Regions from separate parts of the Homo sapiens genome. Here region 2 is linked to region 1. A link is an interaction called in ENCODE POLR2A ChIA-PET data of the cell type or tissue named here. Cell type or tissue: CD4-positive, alpha-beta T cell. All regions are shown on one strand. Links, peaks and the distances in the headings refer to the core of each region. The heading gives the core; the rest is flanking DNA.

Region 1 (14,868 bases), core at 3,618-11,617:
CTCGCCATGTTGCCAAGGCTGGTCTTGAACTCCTGGGCTCAAGCCATCCTCCTGCTTTGGTCTCCTAAAATGCTGGGATTACAGGCGTGAACCACTGTCCCCAGCTCATGAAGCTAGTTTTCTAATCAGGTGTTGATTTTCTTGTGCAATTTGTCGAATACTGTACTGAAAGTGAACATGGTTGTGTGGGACTTAAGTGCCGTTGCTACTGAGTTCTGGCCACATTCTTACCATCGTGGAGTCGGGGCCCGTCGGTGGAGCCATCCTAATAAGGCAGGGCCATCTGTGTAGGAATCTGCTGTTTGCAGAGATTTTTGTTGGTGATCACCAGGCTTGGACTCTGAGAACCTTGGAGGAACCCAGTGGGTAGCACACAATGCGGAGTGGGACGTTCACTGGACCAGGGAGGTCGGGCCGTGGTTAGGAACCTGGGGGAGGAAGAGCTGAGGGGGTTGGGGATCTGAGCTTTTCTCAGTGGCTCAGCCACGACCCTGGGCTACCCCTGCCCCAGGCCTCCCTCCTGTGCCTGTGAGCTGGGGATGATCATTAGTGTCCCCTCCCCCAGCATGTAGGGCTGTGCCAGGCACAAGGAGGAGGCTTGCGGCATTCCCACTGAGGACAGACTACCCGGGAAAGCACTCGGACAGCCTCAGGGAAGATGAGGGTGGGTCCAGGAGATGCCAAGGGCAGGCCCTTGGGCAGGTTTTTCAACAGTGCCTCTGCCCCACCACCCCTGTGCCCTTGCCTGTCACCACAGGGTCTCGGAGAGGAGAGCCATGTGGCTCAGCATGGCCAGGGGCAGGCTAGACTGTCCTGCTGCAGAGGACCCACTGGGGCCCAGTGGGACAGCCCTCCCCCTCCCCCTGGGACTCCATGGCCTGTGCTGTCCTCCTGCCCAAGAAGCTTCCCTCTGAGGCATCTCGGGTCCGGGTCCGTCCTGCTCACCCAGGGCCAGGAGCCCCCAGGAGGCCCACGGTAAGAAGGAGCGCAAGACATAAACAATTTCCCCCTCCTCTGCCGAAGGCTCTGGTGTCAGCGTGCTTTGCCTGCAGTGGCCTTTCCCCGGGGCAGCGAGGGCCTGAGTGGGCGCCTCCCCCAACGCCTCCTGGGTGTCAGCCCCAGACTGCCCCACGGCTCCACCCCTGTTCAGAGCCACTCAGCCCCTGGGAAAGGTGGCTGGGTCATGAGTTGGGGATATGAGGGGGATCAGTGCCTGCTAGTTGGTGCCAGAAAACCACCTTTGCTGGACTTGGCATTGAGGGTTGGCAAGGGGGCCTCGGAGACACTCTCCTCCCTCCTACCTGTACCCCCAGGGTACCCGTGGTCACTCAGTTCCTGACTGCCTGCTTTGGGTTGGGATCCCAGGACCCACCCTCTCCTGGCTTCTGCTGAGCCATGCCCTCCGCGGTGGGGGGGTCCCCTGCCTGATGCCACGGCCTTGCGAGTGTCACTCAGAGCCCCTGCTGCACGGAGCCGTGCTGTGGGTTTCTTTTCCTGTGTGGACCTGCAGAGAAGCTGCCTTGTCACTGTCCCCTCATTGCTGGGGTATAAATCCTCATTGTCACTATCTTCTTGGCCCTCTGCCACCAGCTGTGGACTCTGGGGACACTCAGGACTCAGGCCTGGAATTTTCCCCAAGGTTTTTCCTAGGTGCATTGGTGTAAACAGGGTCCCCTCTTGCCCCAGAGGCTGAGCTCCCATGGGCAGGGGGAGAGTGGGAGCAGTTGTCTGAGGGCCAGGCTGCGGGAACAGGGTCTGGGGTTTCCTGTGGAAATGCTGAAGAGTGCCCGCCCCTGCCCTGGCTCCGGCCAGCATCTGGTCACCCTGGCGGGCAGGGAGTGGCAGCTGCAGAACGCATGAAAGTGGTGGGTGGGGTGGGAGTGGCTGGTGCTGACTTTGTCCAAAGGCCAGAGGTGCGGTGGGGCCCCTGACACCATGTGGCTAAGGGCTTCTCCATTCACCAGGACTGTTCTCACAGAGTCTTTCCAGAGAGGCTGCAAAGGGCCTCTTATCTCCAAAAACGTCTATTTTATAGGCACCTGGATGTCTACTGTGTCCTGATACAGAGGAGAGGACATGCAATGGGAGATAACGTGGCTACCTTTGGCCATGTCGGGTGGATAAGAGATGGCCAACAGGTCACTGCAGGGCCTGCTCCCCCTTACTTACCCCATCAGGGGACAGGATCTCGTGTGTGTGTGTGTGTGTGTGTGTGTGTGTGTGTGTGTGTGTGTGTGTGTGTGTCAAGGAGGGGTATCCCTCTGGTGCAGTCCTTGATGGTTTCCTCACCTTGATGTTGGTCCCATGGCCATCGGTGTTGGCCTCACCATCACCACTTTCAGTCTCTGAACAGCAACAGGCTCCACTGAGCAGGTGCCCAGTGACACCTGGTGCGTTGGAGGGTGGGGCTGAGCCCTGGTGAGCCAGGACCTGCTGAAAGATCAGGGGGAAGAGAATAGACCCCCCTCCACCAGCCCTGGGGACCCACAAAGGAACATTCAGGCCGCCCCAGTTTGAGCCATGAGTTGTGTCCACGGCAGCCTCGCTTCCTTTGCTGGGCCTTGGCAGCGATAACGCCTGAATCTGTGCAGGTCTCAGGTGAGCCTTCTCCAGCTCAGCCTCTGTCGCCTCACAGGACGCCTCGGTTCCCGGGCATTGATTCAGCACCTGCTGTGTGAAGGGAAACCAGAGAGGCCAGTCCTTGCTCCTGAGGACTCAAGGGTCTGGATGTGGGGGGAAACCCACACCCCACAATGCTCCCAGACGATGGACGCAGCGCAAGGTCTAGGCTCACTCCAGGAATGTGGGGCACAGGGCCCAGAGCCCATTTGGATGAGGAGGCGCCGTGCCCTCCGTGGGCTGGAGGGACAGGGGGCCTTTGGTGGCCGGTGAAAGCGTTTTGCCAGCTGAGAATATTCTTTTTGCTGGCCGCGTCTAATCTGGTTTCTGGGGAAGATAGGAGGAGGCTACATCAGCAGATGCCTGTCACCATGGACTAAGAGCTGGCTCAGGGAATCCAATTCCAGCTCAGAACCCGGGGCCCAAGGAGCCGCTTGAGGCTGTGGCTCTGTCTCTTTTTGGACTCGAGGGACTCTGACCATGGTTGTGGACTCTCCCTAGAAAACATGCACACATAGCAATTTGCTGACCTGTCCTGGGAGCTCAAGGGAGGCCCAAGGCAGTGGGGCTGGGGGGCAGGGAGCAGAGGGGCAGGGTCGGGGCCAGGGGAAAGAGAGAGCATGGGGGGGGCGGTCCTGTCCCCTTGAGGCTGCCATGCAGGGGCTGGCTGCATTCCAAAGCTGGAGGAACAGCTCTGCCTTGCAGGGAATTAGCACAGTCTGCCTGTCCGGCTGCTTCACCATGGGTTGCCCCCGTGCCATTGAGGATGGTGATGGGGGAGGAAGGGTGGTGATGAGGGAGGGAGGGTCTTGATGTACCACCTGCCCCCAGATGGCCAAGGTGACCCTCCCCAGCGTCCCCAAGCTTCGCAGGCATGTAGGGGAGCCTCGGAGGGCACATCTGTTTGCTGTTCCTGCTGTTACACGTGACCACAAACTTAGTGGTCTAAAACAATGCAAATGTATTTATTTTTTCCTCTTTTTTCCCCCATGTAGGACAGGTAATGTGCCACTGTTCTAAAGAGGTTGCACGTCCCACGCAAGAGTGTGAAAACCCCCTCATCACACATATCAGCCACAGAAGGATCAAAACAATGCCAATTTATTATTTTAGAGTTCTGGGGGTCAGAAGTCCCACGGGGCCGCACTGGGCTAAAGCCACGGTGTCAGCAGGGCTGGCTCCTTCTGGAGGCTGGGGGCAGATGCATCTCCTGGCCTTTCCCGGCTTCTGAAGGCCACCACGTTCTGGGCCTCAGTCCCAGGCTGGGGCATCACCACACCCACTGCTTTTGCACCAGGTCTGCTCTCACCCCCGCCTCTCGCTCACAGGGGCCCTTGTCATGCCACTGGGTTCACCTGCATGATGCCGGGGAGCCTCCCATCGCAGGACCCTCGGTCACACTGGCAATGTCCCTTTTGCCATGAAAAGTAGCCCATTCACAGTCCCGGGATTAGGATGTGGGCCTTTTGGGGGGCACCATTCTGCCCACTGTGGAGGGTGTGCAGGAGTGACCAGACCTCAGGGAGGCTCTCAAATTGACCTCATCCCCAGCACAAAGTCCAGGAGGGATGGCATGAGGTGTCCAGGATGCTGGAGCTTGGTGGGGGCTGGACAGGGACTCTGCTCAGGCACCCAGCCCCAGTGTGAGGGGCCCATGGCTGCGGGCGCAGGAGCCACAAGGGAGAAATGATGGCCCCATAGACTTTCCTTCCCCAAACTCGGATCCCCTGAAACAGAGAGGTGAGGCTTAGGGGTGAAGGGCGAGCAACTTCTGCAATAAGATTTCCATGATGCCTGACCATGTCTGTAAGAGAAAGGCTATGTCTTTCTTTATTTTTGTTTATTTATTTTTTGAGACAGAGTCTTGCTCTGTCACCCGGGCTGGAGTGCAGTGGGTTGATCATAGCCCACTGCAGCCTCAACGTTCCAGCCTCAAGCAATCCTCTCTCCTAGGCCTCCCAAGTAGCTGGGACTACAGGCATGTGTCTTGGGAGGCAATTTTTTTTTTTTTTTTAAGAGACGAGGGTCTCACCATGTTGCCCAGGCTGGTCTCGAACTCCTGGCCTCAGGCAATCCTCCTGCCTTGATATCCCAAAGTTCTGGGATTACAGGCATGAGCCAGCATGCCTAGTCTCTTTTCAAAAAAAAAATTTTTTTTTTTGAGTCACAGTTTCACTCTTTTTGCCCAGGCTGGAGTACAATGGTGCCGTCTTGACTCACTGAAACCTCCGCCTTCCAGGTTCAAGCAATTCTCCTGCTTCAGCCTCCTGAGTAGCTGGGATTATGGCGCCTGCCACCACATCCGGCTTATTTTGCACTTATTTTTATTTTTAGTAGAGATGTGGTTTTACGACGTTGGCCAGGCAGATCTTGAACTCCTGACCTCAGGTGATCTGCTCGCCTCGGCCTCCCAAAGTGCTGGGATTACAGGCGTGAGTCACCGTGCCTAGCCTCAAAATTTTTTAATGTAACTTTTCAAATAAACTCACACATGTGATCAGTGATCACCACACATGCTTTATCGATAATTGCCACACTTGTTTCATGCATTGCTGTTGTCTTTCTCTTTCCTTTTCCCCTTTGGCTGAAGCATCTTCCATCCTGTAGCAAATGTTCTGAAATTTTGTTCCTATGAACTTCAGGTTGCAAGGCGCCAAGTATGGGAAACTCTGGAACACACTTGCGGCTCCCTTAGGGCAATGTTCAAATTAACAGTCATTCCTTGGCACCTGCTCAGGCCCCATCCGGAATCACATTCCCCTGATTGTTTGCTTACATCCATCAGATGGAACACATAGGTTCCTAACAAGGCCCACAGTTTCAGTTTTGTGGTGGCGCCTCTTGAACCTCTCTTACTCTAGATCAGGCGCCGCCCCTGACCCCCACTGCTCCTCCCACCACTTGTGATTTGTTGCAGAAACCAGATCAGCTGTCCTGCAAATGTGTCGCCTATCACGCAGCTGTTTGCCTCTCTGTGGTGTCGCCTCGCCCCATGTCTCCTGCAAATGGAAGCTGTGCTGCAGAAATGCCCTTAGATTCAGGCTCATCTTTCTTTGCCAGAAGCCTTCGTGGGCAGAGCTGTGAGAGCCACATGGAAGCACCTGTGATGCTAAGTGTGCCCCGTGGGTCCAGGTGGCCAGAGCCCGAACCCACCCTGTGATGCAAAGTGTGCCCAGTGGGTCCAGGTGGCCATAGCCCTGACCTACCCTGTAATGCTAAGTGTGCCCCGTGGGTCCAAGTGGCCACAGCCCGAACCCACCCTGTGATGCTAAGTGTGGCCAGTAGGTCCAGGTGGTCATAGCCTGAACCCACCCTGTGATGCCCTTGTTTTGTCATTACTGATCTCATCCATGACCCTTGCGAGAAATAATTATGTCATGAGAGGTGGCAAAATTGTGGTTTCTCTCATGATCTCATCTCTTCACAATGAGTAGCTGAAATTCTTCTATCAAAAACAACAACAACAAAAATGGCTGGGCACAGTGGCTCACACTTGTAATCCCAGAGCTTTTGTGGGCCAAGGTGAGAGAGGCCAGGAGCTTGAATCCAGCCTGGGCAACAAGACCCCATCTCTACAAAAACATAAAACATTAGCCAGGTATGGTGGTGCGTGCCTGTAGTCTTAGCTACTCAGGGGCTAAGGCAGAAGGATCCTTTGAGCCCAAGAAGTTAAGGCTGCAGCGGGCTGTGATTACACCACTGCACTTCAGCCTGGGTGATGCAGCGAGACCCTGTCTCTTAAATAAAACAAACAGGCTGGGTGTGGTGGCTTACACCTGTAATCCCACCACTTTGAGAGGCCGAGGTGGGTGGATCACCTGAGGTCAGGAGTTTGAGACCAGCCTGGCCAACATGGTGAAACCCCATCTCTACTAAAAATACAAAAAATTAGCAGGGCCTGGTTGTGGGCGCCTGTAATCTCAGCTACTCAGGAGTCTGAGGCAGGAGAATCACTTGAACCCACGAGGCAGAGGCTGCAGTGAGCCGAGGTTGTGCCATTGCACTCCAGCCTGGGCAACAGAGCAAGACTCCGTCTCAAAAAAAAAGAAACCAACCAAACAAAACCCAAAAAAACTTGCTGTTGTCCACTAGAGTTATTGAGTTACCCTGAAATATAGTTTAAAAGGGAAATTCTTAATTCTTTTCTTTTAATTGACAATGTTCCGAATAGAGAGTTGGAGCCTTGTTTTTCCAGTGGACTACCGATGGGTTTTGGTTTGGTTTCTCTCTTTAAATCTATTTATAGCTTTTGTGTATTCATTGTGTATTCAGCAATTACACACAATGAATACACAAAAAATTACACAACCAATACACAAAAGGTATAGGCAGATTTAAAAAGCAAGATACCAAGGCTTGATTTTAGGCTCGATTTGTCCCCTCTTTAGCCAGGGATTTCTAATTTTTTTCACCTCAAAAGTGGTAGGCCAGGGTGCTGTCCCATCAGTGGTGGGAGGAAAGGTTGGTTGCCCCGGACAGTGGGTGAATGCCGGGGTGCCAGTGTCAGGGAGGGGAGGGGCTGGTGGGTGAATGCCAGAATGCCAGTGTCAGGGATGGAGGGGCTGGTGGGTGAATGCCAGGGTGCCAGTGTCAGGGACAGAGGGGCTGCTGGGTGAATGCCTTGGTGCCAGTGTCAGGGACGGAGGGGCTTGTTGAAGAGAAACTCTTTCTTCAGGGCCATTGATTTCCCTGCCTTGTTTGAAGTGCCTGGATTGGGCTCTCTGAAAACCAACACCATCTTATTAGAAGACAAGGGCTTCTTCTCTTTTCTTTCTTTCTTTCTTTTTTTTTTGAGACAGAGTTTCACTCTTGTTGCCCAGGCTGGAGTGCAATGGCGTGATCTCGGCTCACTGCAACTTCTGCCTCCCCGGTTCAAGCGGTTCTCCTGCCTCAGCCTCCTAAGTACCTGGGATTACAGGCGCCCGCCACCACACCTGGCTAACTTTTGTATTTTTTAGTAGAGACGGGGTTTCTCCATGTTGGTCAGGCTGGTCTGGAACTCCCGACCTCAGGTAATCCGCCTGCCTCAGCCTCCCAAAGTGTCAGGATTACAGGCGTGAGCTACTGTGCCCGGCCTTTTCTTCTCTTTCTTTAGAGACAGGGTCTCTCTCTGTCACCCTAACTGGAGTGCGGTGGCATGATCACGACTCACTGCAGCCTCGACCTCCTGGGTTCAAGCGATCCTCCCATCTCAGCGTCCTGAATATCTGGGACGACCGCACCTCACTAATATGTGTGTGTGTGTGTGTGTGTGTGTGTGTGTGTGTGTGTGTGTGTGTGTGTGTTTTGCAGAGATGAGGTCTCCCCATGTTGCACAGGCCTGGCAGGTGTTTCTGATAGTCACAAAGCCCCTGCTACTGGGGAAAGGGAAAGGAAGCCCCAGCTAAGACCCAATTAAGAAAATCCCAGAACCAAGAACGAATCGACTGTTCGGCTTTGGTAATCTCCAATGTGTCCACCAGGTGGTGCTGTCCAGCCACAAATCTCCCAGGTTTGATCTCGGGCTTCTGCCGAGGGCACCTCCAGGGCTGGGGTCTCATCGTGTTGTCCCCACTTTATTCCAACGTCCACCCCAGGCCTGGGGGAGCCCAGGGAGGACCGAGTTTCCTGGGCCCCGCAGGGTGCACAGAGGTGAGTTTGGTAGTGCGGTCCCGACCTCGACAAGCATCCCAGCGAAGCAGGCTGAGCGCCCGGCTGGCTCCCTCAGGACCCCTCCTCCGGGCCTTCGCCCTGTTGATTTGGGTGTTTTAATGCAAGAAAGTAGGACACTGGTTGTCACCTGCCTGCTCCTACAAGGAAAATGCATGTTTGTGTGGTTATCCGTGGCCACCCCCACCAGGGCCTGCGGGGGGTCCAGTGCAGTGGAGGTGGGGAGGCGACTCATGGGCTCCAGGATCCGTGGAGAGTGAGTGTCAGCGGGAGGGTGTCCCCTGACCTCGGTCAATGGAAGCTGCTCTTCCTGGGGGTCCCACGGGAGGCCCGTGATGGGGGTGGGGGAGGAGGGGTAAACGCCAGGCCCTGATTGGCCGCCTGTCCTTGGGTCTTGGCTGGTCCTAAGAGGGAACGGGGAGCACAGCTGGGGTCACAGCCTCAGCCGGGACTCCTGCCCTCCAGCCCCTCAGCATCCTCCCTGCGTGTGCTCTCCTGGGGGCTGCTCAGGGCAGGTGGCGAGTAGGGGAGCTGTGGGACCAGAGAGAGGGGGTGGACGTGCCCAGGGCCTGCCCTCTTGGCCTGCCGTGGAGACCCACCCAGGCATACCTGGGGGCTGACCCTCCCCTGCAGAGAGCAGGGTGAACCCCAGCCCTGCCCTCGCCTAAGAGCCAGGTTCGAGGGGAGTGTAATTTATAATGAACCCCACTCCTCCCCCCAACACCCACCACAGGGAGGAGCCAGCCTCTCTCCTGGCACCAAAGTCACGCTCCTGACCCTGCAGGCCACAGGATGAGGAGGACCCAGAGAGGCAGCGGGGTTGGGGCATTTCATAAGCCGGCGAGAGCTGCCCGTGTGCATCCTCAGGCCTCACAGTGGAGTGAGGGGCGGGGGCCGCCTGCGTCCTCCACAGGAGCTCCTGTCATTCCACCTCTGGGGGTGCACTTGCCGACTTGCCCCAGACCTGGACTCAGGCTGCGCTGCTGTCTGCCCAGGGCCTGGCGATTGCTGCGCCCATGGTGGGTCCCACAGGCAGGCCCTGCCCTCCCATCGCTGGCTTCTGAGCAGGGGCTTTGGGGCTGCTGGACCTTGGAGGCAGATCGGGGGCTTCTGGTGTCCCTATGTCTTGGGGGCCTGGTGTCCTGAGGGCCAGCGCCCCCCGGCCTGCACTGGGACCCTCCATGGAAGCAACTCCTCTTTCATCTCAGGCACTGGGTGTCCCAGGGCCAGGGAAGGGGCTGCGCAGCACCTCAGGAGCCCAGAAGAGCTGCCAGCCAAGGAGGAGGAGCTGGGGGGAGCAGAGGCCTGGACCAGCTGGGATGTTCCCATCCGCGTGTCCCTCCCGCCCAGGCCACATGGGCAGGGGAGGAAGAGGGGAGGAGGAGGGGAGGGGCCCTTGTCCTCCCAGAGCCTCTCCCTTCCTCTCCCTTCCTCTCCTCCCTCTCCCTCTGCTCATCTCATCATGAGACAGCTGGCGAGGCCCTTCGGCTGCCCTGGAGTGCCCCTGCCCTGGCCAAGCTCTTGCTGCCCCCTTCTCCTGGAGGTGCCAGATGGGGCGGGCCCAAAGCAGCAGAGGTCTGGGCCCTGGCTCCAGCTCTGTCCCCTCCCGAGGGCCCTGGAGGAGCTAGGAGGAGGGCCTAGCAGGGCCGGGCAGATCGTGGGCCGGGAGAAGGGGTTGCCTGGGGAGACGGACCGACTAGCAGGACAGATGGTGGGCCAGGCAGGGGTCCGGAGCCCGCCCCATCTGCTCCAGTCCCTGGTGGGACTTTTCTTGTCCACCTCGGGCTGAACTGGGATGGGCTGCGTGGGTGGCTGTGGCCCAGGCCGGATTCTGTCACACTGGGTCCTCTGTCCCTGGGGCACGGCCAGCCGGGTGCTCATCTGGGGTCTTGAAGCCCCCTCCTGGCAGCTGGCACGTGGCTGGAGGTCATCATGTTTCGGGGGCTCCTGAGGGTCTGCGGGCCATGCCTGAGCAGAGCCTGGGGCGCGTCCCGGGAACGAAGCCGCCGCTGCAGATGAGGGGCTTTGTAGGTGGGTGGGCGACTGAAGCCCCCTGGAGGGGCTTCCTGGGGTCCAACGCCGAGAGGGTCCGGGACAAGAAGATGCTCAGTCACGTGTTTGTGCTGCAGGTGCACCCCCAGCCCAGGCGACATCAACGGCCAGCCCCATACGCGTGAGGATTGCGGCACCAGGGGCGCTCAGGATTGGGCCGGGCTGCTTCTCAGAAGAGGGGACATTGAGCCCAAGCAGGCTGCACTCCTGCTTGGACGGAAGGTGCATGGGTGGGGAGGGTAATCACACCAATAGAGACATGGATGGACTTGTGCAGAACATAAATACTCTCTTTGCTTATGTCTATGTTACTCAAAGGAACCATGGAAATAACAAATTCCCAATTACAATGCAGTAAACTTTAAGAGGAGCAGAGTGAGCTTCGCTCTTTTATGGTTGGTGTATTTCCAAAAAACACTTTCTTCTTCTTTCCCAATTCTTTTTCTAGTTTCTCCTAAATTGGTGTTTCTTTAGATGGAAGCCGTGTCTCAGACCATAAAACACTAAACCTATTTGAAGCACTTACGTTAATTATTCTATTCATAAAATCTAGGTTGATCCATCTCATAGCAAAATCCGTTAGTATAATTTTACCTTCTTCTTTTTAAAAAGCCAACAAACTATAAGTGGTGCTTCTATGTAGAAATATATAAGTAGAACTGAGTTTTTACTTATAGAACTTATATCAAATGATGATAAGCAAAGTATTTTTATTCTATAACCTGGATTTAAAAATATATAATCTCTGCAATATATATTAAAGAAACTATAATTAATTTTAAGAAGTCAAATGGGGAAAAAAACAAAACAAAATGTTCCATCCTTAGACAGATGACCTATAATTTATTTTATTTGATTCAAGCTATATCTTTAAATAGTAGTATCAGGATCACAAGTCATTTTGAAATGTCATAAAAATGTTCCAAGTTTGTGTTTTAAAGGACCTTAGAGGGACTATTTGTGGTTTTGTACTTTCTTTGTTCAGTGATCCACTTGCAGGTTATTCTGAACCTCCTTGGGAAAAGATGAAAGTAGGATGGCATTTTGGAAATGATTCTTCATTCTGAAACCTCCTTGAGTGATAGACTAGATGAAGTATAGTTATATATTTGGCAGTAGAAAGCAATCTCTCCTGTCAAATTTCCCATTCATTTTTATTTCTGGATTTATTCTTTCTACTTTTGCTCAAATACCAACACATAAAGAGTGTCCACAGATATAGGCTCTAATAATGCACTGTGGGAATTTAACACATTTTAAAAGACTGAAGGATAGTAAGAAGAGAGTTTTTAACAGATTCCTTATGGAGGGAAAAGAATATTGCTAGATGAAACAAAAATGGAAAAAAATCTTTTATTGATAGATATAGCTTATATTTTCTTCCTTTACTCCTAATTGAATTGTGAATGTTTTATTATCAAAATTCACAAAATTTTGATAGAATGTGCCAAATATTTCCTGAGTTACAATTTCTCATTTAGAAACATTTGCTTTAAATTCTCATACATATCCAAAACTGTTCTGTTCATTTTCCTGTTGACTACTTTTTCTACCTTGACTTGAGATACTCCAGAAGAGATATCCTTGTTGTTAACAAGAAAATAAGCTAATATAAAAGGGATAAATTAAAGTTAGATTATAGGCCATATACTAAGAACTAAAAAATTGAGTTTGGTGGAAACATAAAGATTATGTAGTTAAATGCTCACAATTTTCCCTTATATCACTAAATAAACAAAATAAAAATATTACAAAGGGTTAAAAAAACAGAAAAGATGCCTGCAACATTTTTAGTCAGATACATATTCGCATAGATATTTCCATATATTCATAGAAATATTTAGCACCATTTCTTTGAAAATAAGAAAGTATAAAGGAAGAAATTGATTTTGACATTATCCTAGAGAGTTTAAATGGATCCTAACCAAATACAGACACAAGTCAAACAACACTGACCATCCAAGCATTTTACACTGATCAAGATAATGCAAAAAGGTTGAACTTATGACAAATACAGAAATAAGAAATTTGTGTTATTTTTTAAAGAAATAAACTGTCTGTGATTAACCTTTTTCCCATTTATGAAACTTAAATGACATATCATTTGTTTGTAAACTGCAGGCAGGGTGTTTAATTATATAAAAATGAAACACATTCTGTCTTTATGGAGTTTATGGAAAAAAGGTAATACAGATTAATTTAGGGTAAAGTTTTAAAAATTAATCATTAATATTGGAGAAACAAGGATCAAAAACATCTAAGTAAGCTGTAGCTCAAATAAGAAGGCATAGACCCATTTCTTCCTGCTCCCTCTCACTAGGCACAACCTTAAGCACTGCAAATGGTACAAAAAGCAAATAAAGGAGAACTCTGCAGGTGGTAAAAATAGAAGAGCTGGTGTGGGGACCCAGGATTTGAGCAACAACACAACATCAAGATGCCTTGTGTCCTCCCACCTGAGAGGAAGGCCATCCATATCCAGTACTTCTTTCCCCCATGACATAGTAGCAGAAGGCAGCCCAGATAGGCCCATTGTTTCTCCAGATCAAACAGTAGCCCCCAGCATAGCACCAGCTGAACTTAAGACATGAGAGTGCATCTCCTCACCCACCTGTCCTGAGACTTCTTTTTTCTACCAAGAGATACTTAGGCTACAAGACAAAGAGCCTGCAGGAGAGACTGAACAATACCAGGCAACTTAGTAGGTCATGGAAGCCTCTTTGTCCTCATAGGACTGAGATTCTCCATTCTTGATCAGATGTATTAGACCATTTCATGCTGCTATAATAGAATACCACTGACTGTAATGTATAATGAACAGAAATTTATTTGCAGCAGGAGCCAATCCTTCTCATCAAATTTCACATTCATTTTTATTTCTAGATTTATTCTTTCAACTTTTGCTTAAATGTCCACATTTAAAGAGTGTCCACAGATACAATATAGGCTCTAGTGATGCATTGTGGAAATTTAATACGTAGTGAAACACTCAAGGATAGTACAAAGAAAGCTCTCTTATTTTTACTACCTTCAGGGTTCTCCTCTATATTTGTCTTTTCACTACTTCTAATGCTTAAGGTTGTGTCTCGTGAGAGACAGCAAGAAGAAATGGGTCTATGCCTTCTTGTCCGAACCACGTTTCATTTAGATGTTTTTGATCCTTGTGTCTTTTATACTAATGATGATAAAAGAATCAATCAACTAGACATAAAAATTCTAAATATGTACCGACCACGAGAGCGTATTCGCAAAATAACATGAAACAAAAACTGATAAAGAGTTGAAAGCAGAGATTCACTACTGTAATTGCAGACTCCAACACTGATAATAATGATAGAATTATTAGAAAATCAGCAATGACCTGCAATATCTAGAATATATGCACATTCAGCTAAGAAGATCTAACTGCCACATAAAAACACTCCGCTCAATTACAGCAGAACACACAATTTTTTTCAGACCTTCATGGAATACTCATCAAGATAGATCATAGACATAAGTAGACATTAATCAAGCCTCAACAAACTTAAAAAAATAGTTTAAATTGTGTTATGTATTTTTTGTGATACCAAACTAGAAATAAATAACAAAACAAGAGGAATCTGAGAACATGTGGGAAATAACGTATTTTTAAATGATCCATGGGTCAAAAAGGAAGTCTCAAATAATTTAAAAACAAATACATAGATGTGAATGATTTAAAAGATACAAAATATTATGTCAGATAGAACTAAAGAAGCGATTAGAGAAAAACTGATAGCAGTGCAGGCTTACATTAAAAATGAGAGGTCTCAAGTTGATAATCTACATTTCTATTAACAAAAGTAGAAACAGAAGAGCAAAATAAGCTCAAAACAAAAAGAAAAAATAATAAAAAATCAAAGCAGAAATCAATAAAATTGAGAACAGAAAAGCAATAAAGAAAATTAATATAACCAAATATCTTTCAAATATGTTTATCAATAAAATTAATAAAACTCCAAAAATACTAAACAAAAGTAACAAAAAGACAGCTATTGCTCATGTCAAAATTAAAGTAAGAAATAACGCTCTTGATTCTGTAGCTTTTAAAAAGATAAAGAGAATAATACGAACAACTTCATGCTTATAGTTTCATCAACTTAAACGGACTAATTTTTTGAAAACACAAACTATCAAAAATTACCAAGATAAAATTAACAATCTAAAATAGCTCTATTTCAATCAAATCAATTATTAATTAAAAGGTCCTGAAAAATAAAATTCCTGGCTGAAATAGTTTCACCGGAGAATAGTAATAAACATTTAAGAAGTAATTATTACTAAATTTATACAAGCTTTACCAGAAAATAGAAATGAATTGAAAATTTCCTAACTATTCTTATGAAGTATTACACCAATACCCAAGCCAGTGTACAAAAAAGAAAATAATTGATTAGTATTCCTCGCAAATATAGATATAAAAATCATTAACAAAATATTATGAAATAAAACTCAATAATATATAAAAATAACTACACACATGACCAAGTGTGTTTATTCCAGCAATACAAGGATGGTTCAACATTA
Region 2 (14,868 bases), core at 3,952-11,951, 1.9 Mb after region 1:
AGACCATCAAGCATGAGTTTGTGTGTATGCACATGCTTGTGTGTGCACATATGTGCATAAATATATATGCAAGCACTCATGCATGAATTTTCCTGAACCTTTTCCAAAGACAGAAAAGTTAGAAGCTCTTCCACCATGCTTCCATAATATCCTGGCAGTGGCTATATCACAACTACTCCACTGCACTGTAACTGTTTCATAGCCCATCTATCTCTGCTAGAACACTAAGCATCCTGGACCACAAAGGTCATAGCCCAGTCCCTGCAACACCATGAATGCTTATAAAATCATTGTAAAATGATTCTTCTCAATTGTCTAGGCAGGTAGGGCCACTGCACCAGTGACATCTGAGAGGCCTGACCCGACCAGCCTATCAGTGTATCTTAACCCCTCTTGAGGGTCAAAACAAATTCCTCTGAACTCAGCACTCACTAGTGAGTTGGAGGAGGCTGATGACAGGGCTGGTGTCTAGAGTAGGATGAGATGAGCTCTGGGAGCCATAACAGTGCAGAGGTTCCTGCCATCAGCATTTCAGGGTATGGGCTGAGCATTTCAGCATTTCAGGGACTGGGCACAGCAGCTCACACCTGTCATCCCGGCACTTAAGGAGGCCAGGGCAGGCGGATCACCTGAGGCCAGGAGTACAAGATCAGCGTGGCCAACAGGGTGAAACCCTGTCTCTACTAAAACTATAAAAATTAGCCAGGCGTAGTGGCGGGCGCCCGTAATCCCAGCTACTTGGGAGGCTGAGGCAGGAGAATGGCTTGAACCCAGGAGGTGGAGGTTGCAGTGAGCCGAGATCACACCACTGCACTCCAGCCTGGGTGACAAGAGCGAGACTCTACCTCTAAATAAATAAAAAAATGTGCCACGGAAGCCTGCTCCGTACTCACCTCACCAAATGTCAGAGTCAGGGACACAGGGCATGCCCCACAGGGTGGGATGACAGGAAGTCCACCTGGGCCCTGACCCTCCTGACCGCCCCTCATCTGGGGGTACACTAACCCTTTCGGACTGCAGGGTGCCCTGAACATTAGGACTGTGGGGTACCCCAATCCTTTAGGACTGTGAGGTGCCCTGAACATCAGGGATGTGGGGTACCCCAACCATTTAGGACTATAGGCTGCCCTGAAATGACGGCCAGGGGGTACCCTGACCTTTTAGGGCTGTGGGACACACTGACTTCTTAAGACTACGGCTGGTGCCTACAGGAGTCCAAGGGATACCAGGCCTATGTGGGGAGGGGGCAGAGGTAGAAAAGCAATGGGGGAGGTGCGGGGCATCGGCTGTCCCTGCCCTGGAGAGGATGGGGCCAGCCAGGTAGGTGTGCAGCCAGGACCACTCAAGGACTCAAGGGAGAGATGCGGTCGGGGAGAGAGGAGTGGGGGACGGGGAGAGAGGAGGGGGGGATGGGGAGAGAGGAGGGGGGGACGGGGGGTGGGGAGAGAGGAAGGGGTGCCGGGGAGAGAGGAAGGGGTGCCGGGGAGAGAGGAAGGGGTGTCTGGGAGAGAGGAAGGGGTGTTGGGGAAAGAGGGGAAAGGGGACAGAGGGGGCGGGGACAGGAGCCGGAACCGGGGTCACACGTGGAAGGCCAGGACCCTGGGTCAGGAGTGGGAGCCAAGACCCGGGGTCACATGTGGGGCTGGCCACCTGACTGGAGTGTGGTCTTCAGTCATGCTGTCACCAGGCTGTGGGACCTCAGGGATGCAGTGAGGGAGCCAGGCCTCGGGGGCCCAGCCTGGATTCTGCCGACTCCCATCCCTCAGCCTCACCAAGAGGCCACTGACTTCGTCACTGCACAGAGATCCCATCCTGGGGTTCTGGGGCCTGTGCAGGAGAAACACAGGTGCAGGGCCACGTGCCCACACCGCTGGCATCTGTGCTCCACAACCAAACTCCTAGAGCCATCATCATCTCTGGGCTGCAGTGCCCGCCGGTGACAACTCCCTGACCACCTCGCTGTGGTCACACTCCTGTCCCCGTGGGTAGAAAATCCAGTGATGCGTGTAGACAAAGAGCCCTCTGCACACCTGGAACCCCAGCGCCTTGGGAGGCCCAGGTGGGGGGATCACCTGAGCTCAGGAGTTTGAGACCAGCCTGGGCAACATGGCAAAACCTCATCTCTAGGAAAAATTTAACCATCAGACGGACACGGTGGTGCACACCTGTAATCCCAGCTACTAGGAAGGCTGAGGCAGGAGAATCGCTTGAACCCGGGAGGCAGAGGTTGCAGTGAGCCGAGACCGCACCACTGCACTCCAGCCTGGGTGACAGAGCAAGACCCTGTTTCAAAAAAAAAAAAAAAAAAACCATTTAGCCATTTGCATGATGAGGACCATAGAGAATAAAAAATAAAATGAAAAGAATCTCAACAACTCACTCTCCAATTCCTTTAGGAAAATGAAATGAGAAACATACACATGTAAAGTATTTAGTATTCCCTGCAGTTTAAGAAACAGAATCCAGGGCCAGGCGAGGTGGCTCACGCCTGTCATCCCGGCACTTTGGGAGGCTGAGGCGGGTGGATCACCTGAGGTCAGGAGTTCGAGACCAGCCTGGCCAACATGCTGAAACCCCATCTCTACTAAAAGTACAAAAAGTAGTAGCCGGGTGTAGTGGCACATACCTGTAGTCCCAGCTACTCGGGAGGCTGATGCAGGAGAATCACTTGAACCCAGGAGGTGGAGCTTGCAGTGAGTCGAGATCGCGACACTGCACTCCAGCCTGGGTGGCAGAGCAAGACTCTGTCTCCAAAAAAGAAAAAAGAAAAAAAGAATCCTTGTCAGTCTACGGACAAGAATGCCAGTACCACACCATCATGATGAGGGTCACTTCTGTGGGACACACAAGACACAGCTCACACCTGCCCCTACACACAGCTATTTCTGACCCCAAACAGCGAGGCAGTCACTTCAGACCCAAAAGGAAGGTGAAGCCTGCGGCCCTGCACCATCCGCGTGCCACTGCACTGACTTAAAGTTTCTCACGGGCTGGGTGTGGTGGCTCACGCCTGTAATCCCAGCACTTGGTGACGCCGAGGCAGGTGGATCACCTGAGCTCGGGAGTTCGAGACCAGCCTGGCCAACATGGTGAAACTCTGTCTCTACTAAAAATACAAAAATTAGCCAGGCATGATGGCAGGCACCTGTAATCCCAGCTACTCCAGAGACTGAGGCAGGAGAATGGCTTGAACCCGACAGGTGGAGGTTGTAGTTAGCCGAGATCATACCACTGCACTCCAGCCTGGGTGACACGGCGAGGATCCATCTCAAAAAATAAATAAATAAATAAAGCTTCTCGTGAATGATGAAACCAAAATTACCATCGCGTCTGCACTGTATGGATCTGTCTGCTACAACCAGCAGGACCACAGCCAGGCTGCAACTCACTTTCTTTACAAAAAGCACCAGGGATGACCAGGAATTAGTCCCCACCAGGTGACACTCACAGCCTTACCCACACGTAGGAGCCCCACGGACATATGGATCAAATACAATACGAGAGACACACATCTCACCCCATTCTGTGCAGCCAACACAGTGCACATTCAGCATACGGTTTGGTTTGCTTTTTGTTTTTTTCTGAGACCGGGTCTCACTCTGCCTCCCAGGCTGGAGCGTGGTGGTGCAATCTCAGCTCACTGCAGCCTCCACCTTCTGGGCTCGAGTGATCTTCTCACCTCAGCTTCCTGTGTAGCCAGGACCACAGGTCCCACGCCCAGCTAATTTTTTTTTTAAGAGATAGGGTCTCACTATGTTGCCCAGGCTGGTCTTGAACTCCTGGGCTCAAGCAGCCCTCCCCATTTGGCCTCCCAAAGTGCTTGGCACAGGGTAGATTTTAAGTTAAAAATCTCACAAAACAGGCCGGGTGCAGTCTTATGCCTGGAATCCAGCACTTTGCAAGCCCGATTGGGGTGTTTTTTTTAGTAGAGATGGGTTTTCGCCACTGGAATCCAGCACTTTGGGAGGCCAAGTGGGGAGGGCTGCTTGAGTCCAGGAGTTTGAGACCAGCCTGCAGAGCATAGGCTCAGAGACTCTGTCTCCATGAAAAAAAGGCACACACACACACACACACATGCACACACACGCACAGGTGTGGTGGTGGACGCCTGTAGTCCCAGCTATTTAGGAGGCAGAGGTGGGAGGATTGCTTGAGCCCAGGTGGTAGAGGCTAAAGTGAGCTGTGATCACACCACTGCACTATCTAGCCTGGGCAACACAGCAGAAACGTGCCTCGAAAAATTAAACGTTTACAGGCCAGGCACGGTGGCTCACACCTGTAATCCCAGCACTTTGGGAGGCCAAGGTGGGTGAATCACCTGCAGTCAGAAGTTTGAGACCAGCATGACCAACATGGAGAAACCCCATCTCTACTAAAGATACAAAAAAATTAGCAGGGCATGGTGGTACATGCCCGTAATCCCAGCTACTCAGGAGGCTGAGGCAGGAGAATCGCTTCAACTCGGGAGGCAGAGGTTGCAGTGAGCTGAGATTGCGCCACTGCATTCCAGCCTGGGTGACAGAGCAAGACTCCGTCTAAAAAAAAAAAAAAAAAGTTTAGAAAACAATATACATAATATGAATTTTTTTTCCTAAGACAGAATTTCGCTTGTTGCCCAGGCTGGAGTGCAGTGGTGCAATCTTGGCTCACCGCAATCTCCGCCGCCCAGATTCAAGCGTTTCTCCTGCCTCAGCCTCCCGAGTAGCTGGGATTACAGGCATGCACCACCATGCCTGGCTAATTTCTGTATTTTAGTAGAGACGGGGTTTTACCACATTGGCCAGGTTGGTCTCGAACTCCTGACCTCAGGTGATCCCCCTGCCTGGGCCTCTCAAAGTGCTGGGATGACAGGCGTGAGCCATTGTGCCTGGCCATGAATCCAGTTTTGATACAATTTTGAGAAACACAAATGTCTATATACAGACATACACAGGTATATCTATTATCCATGCATGCGTGCCTACACACACTCACAAATGTGTGTGTGCATGTGTGTATACTTATACATTTTGGTGATATTTGGTGATATTCTTCTAGCCCCATATAGGACTGCAGGAACATAACCAAATCTTTTTTTTTTTTTTTTTTGAGATGGAGTCTTGCCCTGTCACCCAGGCTGGAGTGCAGTGGCACAATCTTGGCTCACTGCAACCTCCACATCCCAGGTTCACGCCATTCTCCTGCCTCAGCTTCCTGAGTAGCTGGGACTACAGGTGCCTGCCACCACGCCCGGCTAAATTTTTGTATTTTTAGTAGAGACAGAGTTTCACTGCGTTAGCCAGGATGGTCTCCATCTCCTGACCTCGTGATCCGCCCGCCTCGGCCTCCCAAAGTGCTGGGATTACAGGCTTGAGCCACTGCACCCGGACAACCAAATCTTAACAATGCTTATCTCAGGGCCGGGTGCAGTGGCTCACACCTGTCATCTCAGCACTTTGGGAGACCGAGGCAGGCGTATCACCTAGGTCAGGAGTTCGAGACCAGCCTGGCCAACATGGGGAAACCTCGTCTCTACTAAAAATATGAAATATTAGCTGGGCGTGGTGGTTGGTGCCTGTAATCCCAGCTACTCGGGAGGCTGAGGCAGGAGAATCGCTTGAACCCAGGAGGCAGAGGTTGCAGTGAGCCAAGGTTGTGCCATTGCACTCTGGCCTGGGCAATAAGAGCAAAACTCTGTCTCAAAAAAACAAAACAAAACAAAAAGAAAAACAAACTTGCAAACCTATTATAAAACAGCCACCCCCTGGCTGGGCACAGGGGCTCACGCCTGTCATCACAGCACTTTGGGAGGCCAAGGCGGGTGGATCACCTGAGTTCGGGAGTTTGAGACCAGCCTGGCCAGCATGGAGAAACCCCCATCTCTACTAAGAATACAAAATTAGCCAGGCGTGGTGGCAGGTGTCTGTAATCCCAGCTACTTGGGAGGCTGAGGCAGGAGAATCACTTGAACCCAGAAGGCAGAGGCTGCAGTGAGCCGAGATCTTGCCATCGCACTCCGGCCTGGGCAACAAGAGCAAAAGTCTGTCTCAAAAAAAAAAAAAAAAAGAAAAAAAGAAAAACAAATTTTCAAACCTGTTATAAAACAGCCACCCCCTTGGCCTGACGTCATGCCTCACGCCTGTCATCCCAGCACTTTGGGAGGCTGATGCAGGCCTTGAACTCAGGATTTTGAGACCAGCCTGGCCAACGTGGTAAAACCCTGTCTCTACCAAAAATACAAAAGTTAGCCAGGTGTGGTGGTGCATGTTTGTAATCCGAGCTAGCTGGAAGGCTGGGGTGGAAGGATGACTTGAACCTGGGATGCAGAGTTTGCAGTGAGCTGAGATCACGCCACTACACTCCAGCCTGGGTGAGCGAGTGAGACTCTGTCTCAAAAAAACAAACAACGGTCACTCCCAACCAACTCACATTAAACCGTTCTCTCAAGGGCTATGGATAAACAGTTCGAATTTTAAGAACACAGGCTGCCATGAGACATTTTAAATTTTTTTTGTCAGCAGAGGGTAGAAAGTTACAAAACTCAATGACAGGAAATTGCAAATTTCTAAGATTATAGTAGGCAAAATATCAACGTAATCTTTTTTTTTTTTTTTTTTTTTGAGATGGAGTCTCACTGTCTCCCAGGCTGGAGTGCAGTGGCGCAATCTCAGCTCACTGCAAGCTCCACCTCCTGGGTTCACAACACTCTCCTGCCTCAGCCTCCCGAGTAGCTGGGACTACAGATGCCCGCCACTACGCCAGGCTAATTTTTTTGTATTTTTAGTAGAGACGGGGTTTCACCGTATTAGCCAGGATGGTCTCGATCTCCTGACCTTGTGGTCCGCCTGCCTCGGCCTCCCAAAGTGCTGGGATTACAGACTTGAGCCACTATGCCCGGCCTTTTTTTTTTTTTTTTAAACACTTGTGAAGGTACACAGGTAAATAATCAGATTTTTTTTTTTTTTTTTTGAGACGGAGTCTCGCTCTGTCACCCAGGCTGGAATACAACGGCATCGTCTCAGCTCACTGCAACCTCTGCCTCCTGGGTTCAAGCAATTCTCCCACCTCAGCCTCCAGAACAGCTGGGATTACAGCCATGGGCCACCACGCCTGGCTAATTTTTTGTATTTTTAGTAGATATAGGTTCTCACTATGTTGGCCAGGCTGGTCTCGAATTCCTGACCTCAGGTGATCCGCCTGCCTTGGCCTCCCAAAGTGCTGGGATGACAGGCATGAGCCACCGTGCCCAGCGTAGATTTATTGGATTCTAAAATGCACAATTCTCTATGTTTCGGTGTTTCTGAAACCAAGGTCATCTCACCATCCACAGGAATCTTTAATAGTTTTTCTTTTTTTCCCCAACAGTTATTACATCACTGATGCATCTTAAAAGTCACTGGTATTTGAAAGTCAAGAAAACAGGAAACTCTCAAAACCAAGTTCTGAAAGCCACAGGGTGTTTCTGCTAAGCTGGCTGCGGCCTCCTGTGTATTTCGAATACCAGCCACAGTGTGGCGGCCACATCTCACCCAGGCAGGCCTCCATAACAGCTTCAGTACCAACTGAGTGGCGAAGTTACATATAAAAACCTGAAAGAGGCCGGGCACGGTGGCTCATGCCTGTCATCCCAGCACTCTGGGAGGCGAGGCGGGGGATCACGAGGTCAGGAGATCGAGACCATCCTGGCTAACATGGTGAAACCCTGTCTCTACTACTAAAAATACAAAAAATTAGCCAGGCGTGGTGGTGGGCACCTGTAGTCCCAGCTACTCGCGAGGCTGAGGCAGGAGAATGGCGTGAACCCGGGAGGCGGAGGTTGCACTGAGCCGAGATTGCGCCACTGCACTCCAGCCTGGGTGACAGAGTGAGACTCTGTCTCAAAAAAAATTAAAAAACAAACCTGAAAGAGCCAGTGTCCTTATACGAAGGCTGGAATGTAACAAAGACCCACCAAGAGTTTTGCCCAGGCCTTTCCTGGGCCTTGAAAATATGACAACGAAGGAATTCCTAACAGGACCTGTTTGGGTTTACGTAGTTTTACTGGGGATCTGAAAAACTCCCCTTATCTCGGGTAATCACCACAGCACCTGGACCCACCTACATTAAGTCAATTTACTGAGGCTCCAGAGAAAGGTCTTCAGGACTCAGACCTTTGTTATAGATTAGAAGAAGTTAATGCCTTTTTTCTTTTTTCTGAGGCCGAATCTCACTCTGTTGCCCAGGCTGGAGTACAGTGGCACCATCTCAGCTCACTGCAACCTCCATCTCCTGGGTTCAAGCAATTCTCCTGCCTCAGCCTCCTGAGTAGCTGGGACTACAGGTGCCCACGACCACACCTGGCTAATTTTTTGTATTTTTAGTAGTGACAGGGTTTCACCGTGTTAGCCAGGATGGTCTGGAACTCCTGACCTCAGGTGATCCACCTGCCTCGGCCTCCCAAAGTGCTGGGATTATGGGTGTGTGCCACCACGCCCGGCCCCGCTTATGTCTTTAGATGAATGCACACTTACACATAGGCATATAAAAGGTATATAAGCTCTGGAAAACTTTGTAATTTTGAGTCGGTCTGGTGATAATTTCCAGACCTTCTCCCTGCACCTGGTTACAGAAATAAAACCTATCTTCTCTCCCAGTTCATCCACATCTCATTATTGGGCCGTGAGAATAAGCAGGCTGAGATTCGGTTTGGTCTGGGAACAAGAGAAGTGACATTATCCTACCATAATCAGTTCTTTTTCCCTCTTTTCCTCTGTCAGGACATAGTATCAATAACAGAGAAGACAGTAAGACACTCACCACCTCATTAGCAAGAACGTTAATCCCCACCGCTCCCCTCCCTCACCTCCCAAAACCACTGGGAGGGCACTGCTGGGGTACACGTGGCCACGTCAGGAAACTGGAAGAAAGGAAGGCAGGGCTGGGCGCAGGGGCTCACGCCTGTAAGCCCAGCACTTTGGGAGGACGAAGCGGGTGGATCACCTGAGGTCGAGAGTTTGAGACCAGCCTGACCAACACGGAGAAACCCTGTCTCTACTAAAAATACAAAATTAGCCAGGCACAGTGGTGCACACCTGTAATCCCAGCTACTCAGGAGGCTGAGGCAGGAGAATCGCTTGAACCTGGCAGGCGGAGGTTGCAGTGAGCCAAGATCGTGCCACTGCAGTCCAGCCTGGGCAACAGAGCAAGGCTCTGTCTCAAAAAAAAAAAGAAAAAATTCTTACAGAGAAGAGGGTCTCGCGATGTTGGCCAGGCTGGTCTCGAACCCCTGGGCTGAGGCAATCCTCCTGGGTTGGCATCCCACAGTGCTGGGATTACAGGCCTGAGCCACTGCGCTCGGCCATCTATGGCTTTTTATCCCCACTATAAGACAAGGAAGAGGCATAGCTCAGGAGTGAGCTGAGTCGACACCAGGTGGCGCCCAGGTCCCGAGCCTGCTCTGTCCGCAATGCAGCCTTCATCCCCCGACCTGCACGTCCCCTCTCATCCCAGAGCACACCCTCCGGGGCCATCATCCCCCCACCCGCAGGGCTCACCCTCCAAAGGACCCCAGGGCCTGCGTGGTGGTCCGTGGACTCACTTACCAACCCTCCTTCTGCTCGGCCTCCTGAAGCCCTTGGATGGCTCGGAGGGCACGGGGACCAGGTACTAAAGGATAATGATGGCTACACACATGTCCCTAAGCTCACTACCTGGGGACGCCCTCATTCTGTCTCTCAGTCTATTAACAGGGGAGATGGAGCCCAGGAGCCCAGGAGACAGCTACACACACACACACACAAGCACACACACGTCCCTGAGTTCACCACCTGGGGATGCTCTCATTCCGTCTCTCAGTATATTAACGGCAGACAGAGCCCAGGAGATTGACGGCTACACACACACACACACGTGTCCCTGAGCTCACCACCTGGGGATGCACTCATTCCATCTCTATTAACAGGGCAGACAGAGCCCAGGAGATTGGTGGCCACACACACACACACACACACACACACACACACACACACACGTCCCTGAGTTCACCACCTGGGGACGCCCTCATTCTGTCTCTCAGTCTATTAACAGGGGAGATGGAGCCCAGGAGCCCAGGAGACAGCTACACACACACACACACAAGCACACACACGTCCCTGAGTTCACCACCTGGGGATGCTCTCATTCCGTCTCTCAGTATATTAACGGCAGACAGAGCCCAGGAGATTGACGGCTACACACACACACACACGTGTCCCTGAGCTCACCACCTGGGGATGCACTCATTCCATCTCTATTAACAGGGCAGACAGAGCCCAGGAGATTGGTGGCCACACACACACACACACACACACACACACACACACGTCCCTGAGCTCACCACCTGGGGATGCCTTCATTGTGTCTCTCAGTCTATTAACAGGGAAGACGGAGCCCGGGAGACTGACGGCTACACACATGCACACACAGACACACACACACACGTCTCTGAGTTCACCACCTGGGGACGCTCTCATTCCATCTCTCAGTCTATTAACAGGGCAGACGGAGCCCAGGATTGATGGCTACACACACACACACACACACACACACACACACACCTTCCTGAGCTCACCACCTGGGGATGCTCTCATTCCATCTCTCAGTCTGTTAACAGGGCAGACAGAGCCCAGGATTGATGGCTACACTCACACACACACGTTCCTGAGCTCACCACCTGGAGACGTCCAGCACTCCTCCCACAGCATCTTCGAAGCTCTCATTCTGTCTCTCAGTCTATTAACAGGGGACACAGAGCCCAGGAGAGGTCTCTGTCCCGCGCTGTCCTGGCAAATCTGGGTCCCGATTCTGAGTTCAATGGTGTTAAAAAATAATAGGCTATGTCCCCACTAAAGTCTAAATATAGCCAACCCCATTTACCCAGGCTGTGCACATCACAATTCCACTTGTAGAGGCTCCTACCACCATCTTAGGTCCATCCCCAGAAGGTCCATCCCACCCCCACCCCGCCCCCGTCAAGGTCTCACTCTGTCACCCATGCTGGAGTGCAGTGGTGCAATCTCAGCTCACTGCAACCTCCACCTCCCAGGTTCAAGCGATTCTCCTACCTCAGCCTCTGCAGTAGCTAGGACTACAGGTGTGTGCCACCACACCCAGCTAATTTTTGCATATTTAGTAGAGTCGGTGTTTCTCCATGTTGGCCAGGCTGGTTTCGAACTCCTGACCTCAGGTGATCCACCCACCTCAGCCTCCCAAAGTGCTGGAATTACAGGCGTGAGCCACCGTGCCTGACCTCAGACACCTTTTGGTGCTTCTGGTTTGAGATGGGGTCTCACTCTGTCACCCAGGCTGGACCGCAGTGCTGCAATCTAAGCTTACTGCAGCCTCCACCTCCTGGGCTCAGGTGATCCTTCCACCTCAGCCTCCAAAGTAGCTGGGACCACAGGCCCCCACCACCACGCCCGGCTAACTTTTCTTTCTTCTTTTTTTTTTTTTTTTTTTGTAGATACAGGTTCTTACACCATGTTGCCCATGCTGGTGTCAAACTCCTGGGCTCCAGCAATCCTCCCACCTCAGCCTCCCAAGTAGCTGGGACCACAGGCACCCACCACCACGCTGGACTAATTTTTCTTTTTTTATCTTTTTCTTTTCTTTTTTTGTAGATATGGGGTCTTACCATGTTGCCCATGCTAGTGTCAAACTCCTGGGCTCAAGCAATCCTCCCACCTCAGCGTCCTGAGTAGCTGGGACCACAGGCACCCACCACCATGCCCAGCTAAATTTTTTTTTTTGGGGGGTAGAGAAGGGATCTTACCAAGTTGCCCATGCTGGTGTCAAACTCCTGGGCTCAAGCGATCCTCCCACCTCAGCCTCCCAACACGTAAACGGGTGCTACATTTCTGCACAATCCCCGCAGTCTCCCTTATTCTGTTTTACAACTACTCCCACATAAAGTAACATAGAAAGGTGAGCCCCATTATTCCTTTAGAAGGTAGACTGGAGCTTGCAAGAAGCTGTAGGATAAAGATTCAGAGGTCAACTGAGATAAAATGAAACACCCAGGTGATTTTAAGCTAATCAAGGGCCCCTTTCACGTGGGTGATTTTAAACTACCCGAGTGACCCTTTCACACAGGTGATTTTAAATTAATCAAGAGCCTCTTTCACACAGGTGATTTTAAACTAATCAAGTGACCCTTTCACACAGGTGATTTTAAACTAATCAAGACCCTCTTTCACGCAGGTGATTTTAAACTAATCGAGTTCTCCTTTCACAGAACTAAAAGGGGTGGTTAATTTACACAAATGCGCAGGCTACAGCCACCTCTCCTTCCTAGGGACTTCGGGCCGAAAATGCCACCTGTCACACCTCCAATCCAGGCACTGCAGGGCTGTTAGGAGGGGAATTAGCAGCTGGGATACCCCAATCCTACAATGAGGGGGGTTAGCAACCCCTCCTGAAATACCAAAAAGGCCACAGCTTCCTGCAGACGCTTAAGAACCATGCCAATCACAACTGCTTTCCTGAAAAATGCAAGAAGTCCTGGTGAGGGCTGGGGTTGCAGGACGCTTTGCACACCACGGGTAACAGTTTGTGGGGGCGCTTCTCTGGGACTGGCTACCTCTTACTGTCCCCTGGACCAGGGGGGCCCTGCTCTCATCCTTCTGGCATCTCCCAGGCCCCTGCCCCACTCAGAGCTCCACCGCAGGGGCTCCTGAGGCTGGACTCAGAACCGCTGGATCCCATCAAGGCCCCCAAGGCAGACATCTCACAGATGTCTGTGCTGGGGGGTGCGTCTGAGGCTCTCCTTGCTTCATGAGGCTGCTTCACCCCATTCTTGTCTCCCCTCACCTCCTGACACCCTGGGTTCCCCATAGGCCCCCCTCCCCTGCACAGATTTTCACCTAGGCTCTGGGAGGTTGGTGGAGTCCTGGGTTCTAGAAGACCTCAGAGACCCAGGGCAGAGTGAATGTCAGGGGTTATCAGAAGCAGGGGCTGCCCAAGACCAATTGCTGAGGGAAGAAGGAGTGATGAATGAGATGGATAAACATGTCAGCTGTTTGGCTTTCCACAATCATTATCTATTTTCAGCCTCCGTGTCCTGATGTTTAAAATACAGCAGCTAAAATATCTGGTGGTCTTTTCTTCCTCTTCTGAGTGCAGCCACGACATGCCACATCTCTGCCCATGGCCTTCTTGCCTTTGTCTCTAGAGGGTGCCATCAGGGATGGATCTGTCCATGCAGGAAGGAGCCTGAACCCCAGACTCTTGGACCTCAGACTGGGAGAGGGTGTGGGTGAAGGCACGTGGACCAGTGATTGATTAATTGATTGACTGATTTATAGACAGAGTCTCACTCTGTCACCAGGCTGGAGTGTAGTGGCACGATCTCGGCTTACTGCAACCTCTGCCTCCCAGGTTCAAGCGATTCTCCTGCCTCAGCCTCCCGAGTAGCTGGGACTACAGGTGCCCACCACCACACCCAGCTAATTTTTGTATTTTTAGTAGAGACGGGGTCTTGCCATGTTAGCCAGGCTAGTCTCGATCTCTTGACCTCATGATCTGCCCACCTTGGACTCCCAAAGTGCTGAGCTTACAGGTATGAGAGTGCAGGGCCAGAGGATGGCAAAGACAGGGGCTGGCCCCAGGATCCTCAACTGTTGGCATCAGGACCGGACTCAGGGCCTCAGTCTGGCAGCATGGGCGTCACGCTGCCTGCCGGGCAGAGCCCTTTGCCCCACCTGAAAGCCCTGTGGTCACAGTGTAGAGGCTGGAGCGGCATGCTGGGGTGGGAAGTGCTGTCCTTGTTGCTCTGTCCCCTGGCTCAGGAGCCCCTGAGAGTGGCTTCTGCTCCCCGAGCTTCCTGCGCTCCCTGAAAGTTGTGCATCCAGTGCTGAGTCCTGAGGGCCTGGGGGTGTCAGGCCTCCTTCCTGGCTGTGACATGTGGGTTGGAGATTTGCCTTTGTTTTAGTGAAATGCCAGTGGTCAAATTCAACAGGAAAGAGGAAAAAGAAAGCATAAGCCTGAGTCCAGGGTGGAGGATGGTGGCATTGAGGAAGGACCTGGGGCCCTGCTTCTCCCACTGTCTCCAGTCCACACCCTTCTGGAAAGGTCACATGATGGCTGCTGCAGCTCCAGGAGTCACTGTATGGACATGAAAACATCCAAGAAGAGGAGGCATCTCCTCCTTTGCATCACTTTTACTGGAAAGGAATGCTTTCCCCAGAAGTCCCCACACCCCATGTCCCATGCAGCAGACCTGCCTCCAGGTCCTGCTGTTGCAGCTGAGTGCCAAAGGAGATGGAGACAGTGAGGACGTGGAGCTCACAGATTCTGCAGCACTGGCAGGCCTGCCGGCCAGGACCAAGATCACATGTCTGCTCCAGCATCCTCGGGCTTAACCCCTGAGCTGTCCTGCCTTACTCTCTCCTGAACTCTCTGGCCTGTTGCCACCAGGCCAGCTTAACAGAAAATACTAGAACCTGTGGTTGTTGGTAAATGTTTAACAACTGGCTCTCCAGAGGTCAGGGGTTGGGGTAAGCCCCACTTTGAAGGTTTGCTGATTTCCAGGGTATAAACACTCCCACTTTGGTTGATTTCAAGGTACCAATGCAAAGTCCCTGAGTGTGGAGTAGGGAAGAGACGCTCACCATCGGCTCTCGTGAGCCCTACGAACTGGCCACAGTGTACCCCTGACTAGAACCCATGGGAATCCATACCTTAGAGCTGGGAGAAGGGATGCCCTACCCAGGCTGCAGTGCAATAATTAAGGCATTGAAGGAGCTGGCTGGACACAAATGAGACCATTTGTTGGATCCCTACGATGTGCTGATCACACACAAATGTCATGTCGATGCCTCATAACTATCCCTTTGTCTGATGAAGAAACTGGGATTCAGAGAGGTTGAGGCACCT

Evidence for each region. Peaks named below come from ENCODE experiments on the same cell type or tissue, not always from the same donor. Only the 100,000 strongest peaks of a DNase experiment are listed, where the experiment ranks them.
Region 2: POLR2A ChIA-PET joins it to region 1 with 59 read pairs; 6 of 35 experiments call an interaction of 5 or more read pairs at or near these places.

The regions. Positions count from the first base shown.
Region 1 is chr15:20,348,477-20,363,344 of GRCh38, forward strand. It overlaps the pseudogene LOC124903613. Among named protein-coding and RNA genes, the nearest start is that of GOLGA6L6, 190 kb to the right of the region's middle. In CD4-positive, alpha-beta T cell, for the core only: CTCF peaks have their summits at 6,081, 8,091 (motif pointing right) and 8,297; DNase peaks (open chromatin) are centred at 4,925, 8,095, 9,085, 9,395 and 3 weaker places.
Region 2 is chr15:22,213,909-22,228,776 of GRCh38, forward strand. It overlaps MIR1268A (microRNA 1268a), which reads right to left and starts at 11,421; the gene lies at 11,370-11,421. RefSeq lists a silencer at 7,401-7,570. In CD4-positive, alpha-beta T cell, for the core only: CTCF peaks have their summits at 7,472, 7,685 and 9,380 (motif pointing right); DNase peaks (open chromatin) are centred at 7,483 and 9,403; H3K27ac peaks cover 970 bases.